Regions from separate parts of the Mus musculus genome. Here region 2 is linked to region 1. The links are chromatin loops, found by intact Hi-C in ENCODE. Cell type or tissue: left cerebral cortex. All regions are shown on one strand.

The links. Hi-C counts contacts between places; a loop is a spot of excess contacts. Peaks named below come from ENCODE experiments on the same cell type or tissue, not always from the same donor. Only the 100,000 strongest peaks of a DNase experiment are listed, where the experiment ranks them.
Region 2: it touches region 1 in a loop (2.1-fold over the local background); 9 of 42 quality-filtered maps call a loop at or near these places.

What each region holds. Positions count from the first base shown.
Region 1 is chr8:125,501,486-125,505,485 of GRCm38, reverse strand. The region is part of intron 2 of Sipa1l2 (signal-induced proliferation-associated 1 like 2); the gene reads left to right. Among named protein-coding and RNA genes, the nearest start is that of 4930566D17Rik, 19 kb to the left of the region's middle. In left cerebral cortex, no CTCF peak of the experiment used is centred here; DNase peaks (open chromatin) are centred at 724 and 2,455.
Region 2 is chr8:125,555,196-125,559,195 of GRCm38, reverse strand. All of the region lies in intron 1 of Sipa1l2 (signal-induced proliferation-associated 1 like 2), which reads left to right. Gm51602 (a long non-coding RNA gene) reads right to left here and starts at 2,787. Exons shown (of 3, transcript XR_003947613.1): 1 at 600-2,787; 2 at 154-522. In left cerebral cortex, no CTCF peak of the experiment used is centred here; DNase peaks (open chromatin) are centred at 357, 1,461 and 2,371; H3K4me3 peaks cover 575 bases; H3K27ac peaks cover 1,846 bases.

The DNA of each region.
Region 1 (4,000 bases):
GAAGAGCAAGTAGGTGGACAAGGAAGGGAAGAATCAGAGGAGAGCCTCAGCATGGAAGTGCTGGAGCCCGTGAGGTGCCTGCCGGGCAGAAGTGCAGGGCTCTGTCCCTACAGCTCTTCTGAGGTGGTGCACTCTCAGCATACAGGGCTGGGTCCTGTAGCCTCTGTAGTTACTGCAAGCATCTCTGTCCTTTGTCAGTTTTCTCCATGCCTCTGGCTCTCCAAGGCCCCTTGGTCTCTGTGGAGGTGCATGCCTCTGCTAACATTCACCTGCCCGCATCTTTTCTCCAGTCCTGTGCTAACCCTCCTTTCCTTACAGCCTTCCTCTCTGGGTGGATGCCATCCCTGTGTGGTGTGCCACCTCCTTGCAGTTTGTCTGGGCACAGGCATTGTACTGTGTTCCACTTTGAATGTGGTCTTCACAAGGTGAGCAGCTGTCTCTCTTCAGGGACACTACCGCAGTGCTGGCTTGCTACCAGTCTGAGCAAGGGCTTAGTTCATGTTTGCTGCAAGAGTAAATGAACAGTGTCTTAATTGAGTTTGTTCTTGTTTGTTTGTGTCTTCTGTGAGTCTTCTTCGCACTGTGGGAAGGTACCTGCCACACAATAGAGCCATTTGGGTTCCAAGTTCATTGTGAATTGAGCAAAGGCTGCCAGGAGACAGGAAGAACGGAGGGGGTTGTTTGCAGTCTGTGCTGGTCCCAGGGCTGGGGGTGGGGCTCCTCTGTTGTGCCTGCTCATCCTGCGAGCCCAGCACAGCCCCAGAACAGCTCTGTCCGTGCCTCATAGAAGTCACTAAAGCCAGGGAGGCTCTGCCTTCAGCATCCATCTCCATGATTACTGCACTAATATTCATTTGAGTATTTATTTTCCTTTTGCTCAAGTAATTACGCTGCAGCAAAGCTTGACTGTAAAAAGTGGATTATGTAATTACCTCTCTAGAAAATTGGCTTTCAACTTGCACTTGGGATTCGTGTTTGAAAAGACCGAGGTTCTGCTGTGGGACACATGCCGGGTCTTTCCTGGGCTGTTGTGTATCTGGAGGTCACCTCTGCACAGCATAGGTGTTCCACAAACCCTGTGATATCATTTAACTTGGGTTACCACATACGTCCAGAGTCAGGTCCAACCAGTTAGAAGAGTCAAAAGTGAAAAACAGAAAAAATGAGATTCATTTTCTGTGGCTACATCGAGAGGAGGGACAAAGAGATCCAGGGAAACCCCCAAGTCTGTCTTTGGGTTCCTAGAATGGGAATTAAGTCTAAACAGGGGCTGGAGAATGTGCCTATCTCAGCAGCCATAAGGGCCCTGCCCACCTCAGCCACGCTCACTGACCCAGCTTCTCTGGGCTTCAGTTGCATCTGTCAGGTGGGCTGAGTTATTAGAACTGTGTGAAATTACTGTCTGTGTCTTAAATGGAAAGACGAGCCCGGAGCCTCCTCAGTCACACACTCTGGGCCAACAGGTCAGGACTGTTTCATGCTCCATAGACATGGGTCTTTTCCACGTGGTCTTAGGGAAACAGAAGAGAGACCGAGAGAGGAGAGGATTGCAGACAGAAAACTCTGTCTTGGCCGGGTCACGGTTGGCTTGGGTCACGGTTGGCTCATGCTGTCTCTGAAGGGAACTAGGTTTGAGTTACTTTGGTGTTTTGACATGGGGTATCATGTAGCCCTTCCTACATAGCTGAGGTTGGCCTTGAACTTCTGATCTTCCTGTCTCTGTTTCCTGAGTGCTGGGATGTGGACTCCACACAGCTTTCTTGATGTGTTCTGAGAACTGGGTGGACACAGATGGGTCCGTTTGTTTGTCTGTAATACTATTCTCTCTTTCCCTAAAGTAATTGAACTTACAAAGGTTCTTACATGGAAGGAAACATCAAGCTGATTGAACTAGCAGCCTGTAGAATGGGGGGAGCTTTGTCTGCTGTGCATCTGATAAGGGTTAATGTCTAAATTACATGATAAACTAAAAGAAATTCAGCACCTGAAAATACCCAGTAAGTCACAGACAGACACTTCTCAAGGAGGAGTGCAGGAGCATAAATACAGAATAATATCCAACATCTTTGCACAGAACATATCTTGCAAGGTAGGGTTCATCAGACAGGTGACTAGAAGACAGCTCAGGAGTAGAGGCTGTCTGAATTCTGACGGTTGGGTGGAGCCCAGGAGAGACCCCTGGTTGCTTCCTTCAGAGGGATGAAGGTCTTTCCCCCAGGACCTTGAACTAGTTCTTGTAAGAGTGAAGTGTTAGAGGTGGGAACCCCAACCCTGAGCTCCTGGCTCCCTGCTCATCCTGAACCCATGCTCAGAAGCCTCCAGAACTGGAACTAAACTTCCCCCTATTTAGTACCCAGCTGCAGGAACCTCATTTTAGTAACAGAAAGCTGACTGGGCTCCCTAAGACAAGATCTGGGGAAGCCAGCCTCTTCCTCCCACTGCCTTCTGCGGATGCTGGCCTTCTGCCTGTTGTTTTCATCTGAGTCTTGGGTATTTGTGTATATGTGTTCCTGTGTTTGTGTGGGGCATCCCATGTGAGCACGTGTGGGCTAGGCCAGACAGCAACTCCATCGGGGTTGTTCCTTAGACACTGGCAAGTGGGTGTTGGAGACAGAATCTGTCACTCAGCCTGAAGCTCATTGATGAGGTTAGAGTGGCTCTGCAAGCGGTCTCCTGACATGTCTTCATGATACACAGAGCAAACAAGTAAGTAAGCGCCATACGGGGCTTAAGAGTGACTGAGCAAATCCCTCATGTGGATGTCCAGCCTGCGTGTACATGCACACACACATATGTACATGCTTACACACAGACCATCCTTCACATACATATACACACGCATGCCTACAGACATACCCATACAACACACACATGCGTACACACATGCTGGGATAAAAAAGGAATCTTGCCTCAACTTCTCATGTGAGGATTGCAGATGTGAACCACATCCTGCCTCTGTTTGGATTCTTTCTCTATATAATTGCGTTTATCAGAATAAAAAGCCACATGTTGGCCGGGCGTGGTGGCACACGCCTTTAATCCCAGCACTTGGGAGGCAGAGGCAGGAGAATTTCTGAGTTCGAGGCCAGCCTGATCTACAGAGTGAGTTCCAAAACAGCTAGGGCTACACAGAGAAACCCTGTCTGGAAAAAAAAAAGCCACATGTTCTAGTTTAGAGACAGGAGAATGGTTCTACATATATATAATTGCTCTCTTCAGACACACCAGAAAAGGGCATCAGACCCCATTACAGATGGTTGTGAGCCATCATGTGGTTGCTGGGAATTGAACTCAGGACCTCTGGAAGAGCGGTTGGTGCTATGTGCTCTTAAACACTGAGCCATCTCTCCAGCCCAGATGTGTGGTTTGTGGGTAGGAGTGCTTACATGTGCTTAAGACACTGGGTGTTGATGATAGTAATTTTAGAATTAAGTAATCTTGAATAATAATGCTGGTTTTCTGGTTGTGTTTTATTTTCATGACAGAAAATCTTTCTCCAGGTCATGAGACTGCATTTGTGTAACACAATGGGACCCATCTGGGATGGAGGCATGGAAGGGTATTGGCTTCCGTGGGTCTCCTCAGTTTATGGTACTGTGTGGCTCCAGACTGTCCTTTGGGCAGTAGGGACACTTGGAGCTAGACAGAGACACTACAGTGCTGCGTCTCTCAGCACAGCCTGAGAGCACGAGCCCATAAAAATCCCCTGGAGTAGCTCTTGCTGGTTCTTGGGTCCCCTGGAGTAGCTCCTTGCTGGTTCTTGGACAGCTTGGCTGTGTCTGCAGAAGTCGCAGGTGGTAAAGCCTGGCTTTGTCATGTGCAGCTTCCACTGTGTACAAACAAGGTGTGCTTCACACACTGCTCACAACCACGCAGGGAGGAAGAGATCTGCAGTTTTCTCTCTTCCCTTCTGGCGTCTTCTCCCCTCACCCCTGAGGCTAGACAAGTCTCACCTGTCTTAGGCTGACCAGCCTCGCACTTCCGTTCCTTGATTGGAAGC
Region 2 (4,000 bases), 54 kb before region 1:
ATTAAAAGAACTGTAAGAGGGGAACGGTCTTGTTTCTCATTTCTCCTTTGCTACATTTGCATAATCTTTGTTGAAGCCAGCTGAATGTGAAGCCCTAAATAAATTCCAGGCATTTAAATATTTAAAAGGATTCAGCCACAGCTCTCTACTCACCCGAAGAATAAATGTGTTCAACAAAGAAAATAACACCCTCGCAGATGCAGCCCGGATAGACTGTGTCCACCTTGTCACTGAATTAGAAAACGTTAACAGCGAAGCTTGCATTTGACGGGCTCTGAAACTGGCCGTGTGCCAAAATATTGTTTCCCTGCTAGAGAAAGCGGTGGGTGTGTTTCATGCTGGCAGCTGGCCAGCCAGGGGCTCTGACGCAATCACTCGGTCCCCATAACTGCTTTGCAACTAATTTTAGGGCAGTTAAATCCGGGTGATGTCTGGTGGCTGCCGTGCGTCTGGTTCAGTGGCGCTTTCTAAATCCATCCTTTTAGCTTGGCACCACAGCTTCTGGTTCTCTCTAGAATAAGCCTGGGGCAGAGGGGATGTTGAGTCAGTGAGGGAACACTGAGGCTGGCAGGTGGGGAGAGGCTGGGCTCAGGCCTTACCTTGTGCTGCGTCATGGAGGCAAAGCTCGGGCCACCGTGTGTGTGTGTGTGTGTGTGTGTGTGTGTGTGTGTGTGTGTGAGACAGGCTGAGGAGGGGGTGGGGCACACCGAGGCTCCACCTTCCTGCAGCAGCCCTCAGGCCAGTTTTCCTTGCAGTCTCTGGTCTCTGCCAGCTTCACGGTGCTAAAAACTGAATCCAACCATCCTTTCTGGGAAATGTAAAGTTAGAAAAAAAGATAACTAAAAAAGTCATAAAGGAGCCGCAGCTATTTGGAGTGTCTTACAGAGGAGAACCAGAGCTTCGTTCTGTGTGTGGGTGCGCATGTGTGTTGACCTTTGGGCCAGTCAAGGACACCGCCAGTGTCTTTCCACATTATTTTCAGCTATGCTGGCTGGCCAGAGGGACTCAGGGGTCCTTGTGACTCCATTCTCCAGGGCTGAAATCACAAACATGTGCCACCTTGCCCAGCTTTTTATGTGGGTTCTAGAGATCAGACTCAGGTCCTCATGTCTGCCAGTAGGCACTTTTCCCAGTGAGCCATCCCCCCCCACAACTCTCACAGACAGTTTTAATAATGACTAGGGGTTACAGGCTACAGGTCTGCTTGATAGAGCCATTGATGGATTGCTGAGTTGGCAGGGAACCTCCAGAGTTCCAGACCTCCAAGGGCAGACAGAGTCCTTTACCGCAGCTCCGGCAGAGTCGGTTCGTACAGTTTTAGACCTTACAGAAACCCTTGGGCTCTTTCTCAGCGGGATTTCCCTATCTGGCTGTTTCAGATTAGAGCTTCCTGCACTGAGGGTGCTTAGAGAGCAATGGGAGCCTGAGCCTGAGCTGAGCTTTGGAAAATGGTTGGGATTTGGAGCCTTTCCAAGTATGGCACTCATTTAGATAGGCCTTGAACTCATGACAGCCTTCCTGGTTCAGCCCCATGAGCGCTAGGCTTACAAGTGTGCACCACCATGCCAGCGCTGGCTCTGTTTTAAACTGTATTTCAACATAAGCTGTAAGTACGGAATCCTTGCTTTTCATGACTGAGCACTTCCTGTTACCTGAGGTGAAATTTCTAGAATGAAATGCAGACAGCTTAAGTGTGTTGTTCATCCTGTGAGTTTGGGCATGCGTGTAATCTGTTGTAACCTATGCTTCAGTCAGGGTGTGAAGTGTACTGACTCCCCAGAACGCCTCTCCTGTCCCTTCCTGGGCAACTTGCCCCACCCCCACCCCAGTTTCTAGTTTTCTACTGTGAAGTGTTGCATGTTCTTGAGGAGATATAAATAGCAACTCAGTTACAAGGGTCACACTCTCAGCTCTGTGTGGAAATATTACTATATTAACTTTAGATCTGCCTTTAAGTAGATCACACACTTCCTTTGCTCTCCCCATGGGCTCAGGGATCATTTTCAGTGGCCTGCGATTTCGGGAGCAGCTTTCTCTCTCTCACCTGATCTCTTTGTCGTTTGTACTCCAATTCCCTGCCAAGCAGTGACTTCCTGCCTTGTCCAGGCATCCATCCACCTGCCTGGTTTTTACCACTGTGCACTCTTGAGACTCAGGTGAGTCTGGCCTCTGTGTCCTGGCATCTGCACAGGGCTGGCAGGGGCTCCTGGCACTGGCTCAACTGCTTTGCCTCTGAAGATGGGTCAGTAGAGCTCAGCTGTTCAGCTGTGTGTGCTATTTGGAAAACTTGAGGCAGAAGAAGACATGGGTGTGTCCTTGTGAAGCGGAGGACTCATTTTTAGTTCAAACACAACAGTTGCTCCAACTCCCTGAATTCAGTTTGATGATGTCATCTGTGGAGGACACGAACCACCTAAACCGGGAAGACCAGATTTCAGATCTGCTGTGCTGAGGTGATACTGGCGAATGCAGGAAAATCTCGGAGGAATTACAAGTAACTTTCAGACCTAAGAGCTGCGCCTTTGCCACGCCTTAGTTGCCGAAGCCTGGGATGCCCCGGCCTCTACAGCTGTGAGCAGTTCTAGCTTCTACTCAATGTTTGCAGTTCCTGGTGGCTTCACGTGTTTGTTTTCAGTGTGTGACTCTTGCACGGGGACAGGTTGGCTCTGGTGGGTACTCTCCCTGGTCAAGAAGACCCACTCGAGTATAGTGCTGACATCCAAGAAGCCTTCCTTTGTACTGCACAGCCTGAGGTCTGTGCGATGCTACTCTGAACCTAGGCTCCTCCCATGTCCTTCCTCCTTCATAAGGCTTCATCCCCATCTCACCAAGTGACCCGTGGTCCCCACTCAGGCTTGCTGAGAAGAAAGGACCGTCTGTGAGGTGGGTGGCTAAGGGTCCCTCTCACTTTGCCCGCATTCTTCTGATGACCTTACCTGATCCCGGGAAGCTGGGAATTGTTGTTACTGCCATCCCTGGCTTATGTTAGTTCTGTGGAGGTGACTCCAGACTTCATGACTCCTTGTCTGAGATTGATGCTCATGAATAAGGCTTCCCTGAAACCTGCCTCCATAGCAGGTGACTCCTGAGACATCATGTGTTGTTGGGAAAGTGAACCAGTGCAGTTGATGATCCTGGGCCCTGGTTCATCCTCTACTTTTATCCTACACTGTAAGGGGTGTGTGTGTGTGTGTGTGTGTGTGTGTGTGTGTGTCCATGGCTGTGGTGTCCACGGCTTTCTCACCAGAGCCTCAGTTTCTGTACCTGTGAACAGGGGGCAGTTGTTCACCATGTTCCTGGGAGGAGTCTGTCAGACACCCAGGAGCATGCTTTGCGATTTCCGTGGGCTCCTCTGGACCAGGCTCAGGTCTGCAGGCTCAGCCCTTGGTGGTAGAAGGCAGCTTGGTGTTGCTGTTGGGATTCTTTCATCGTGGGAAGAGTAGACTTTCTAACTATGCTTCCTGGTCAGTCTTAAAGTCTTTGCTATTGAAGGCATCACTGCCCTGTGCTGCAGACCGCAGTTGGTTCCATGTGGAGGAGGGGGAGTAAAACTCAGTATGGATATGAGTGAGGGCAGACTCTTGGAACTGCACCTAATGATGCTTCTGGGGACATGGCTCAGAGAGTGTAAGGAAAGACCTGGCTTCCCATTTACAATCCAGAGAAGGTGAAGGGGTGGCTATTCCAGGACAGGCGTAACAGTGACTGCTTTCTCAGGGGCTCTGGGGTGTGCGTACATTCAGAAATGTTCCATGGGCATTTCGGCTCTGTCCCACCAGCAGGAGAGGACTTCAGGGGCCCGCTGGCTGCTAGCACCTTACAGTGCCCTTTCCAGGTGTCAGCTCAGGCTCGTAGTAGTGGCCACTGTGGAGCTTGTGGGGCCGTCTGTGGTTGCCCGAGGGCTGGGTCAGTGTCCAGGGGCTGGTAATGGTGTGGTCAGCTTTCCTGGGCCTGCCTTAGTTCTCCTGTGTGTTCTAAGGACGTGCAGAGCCATCCATGA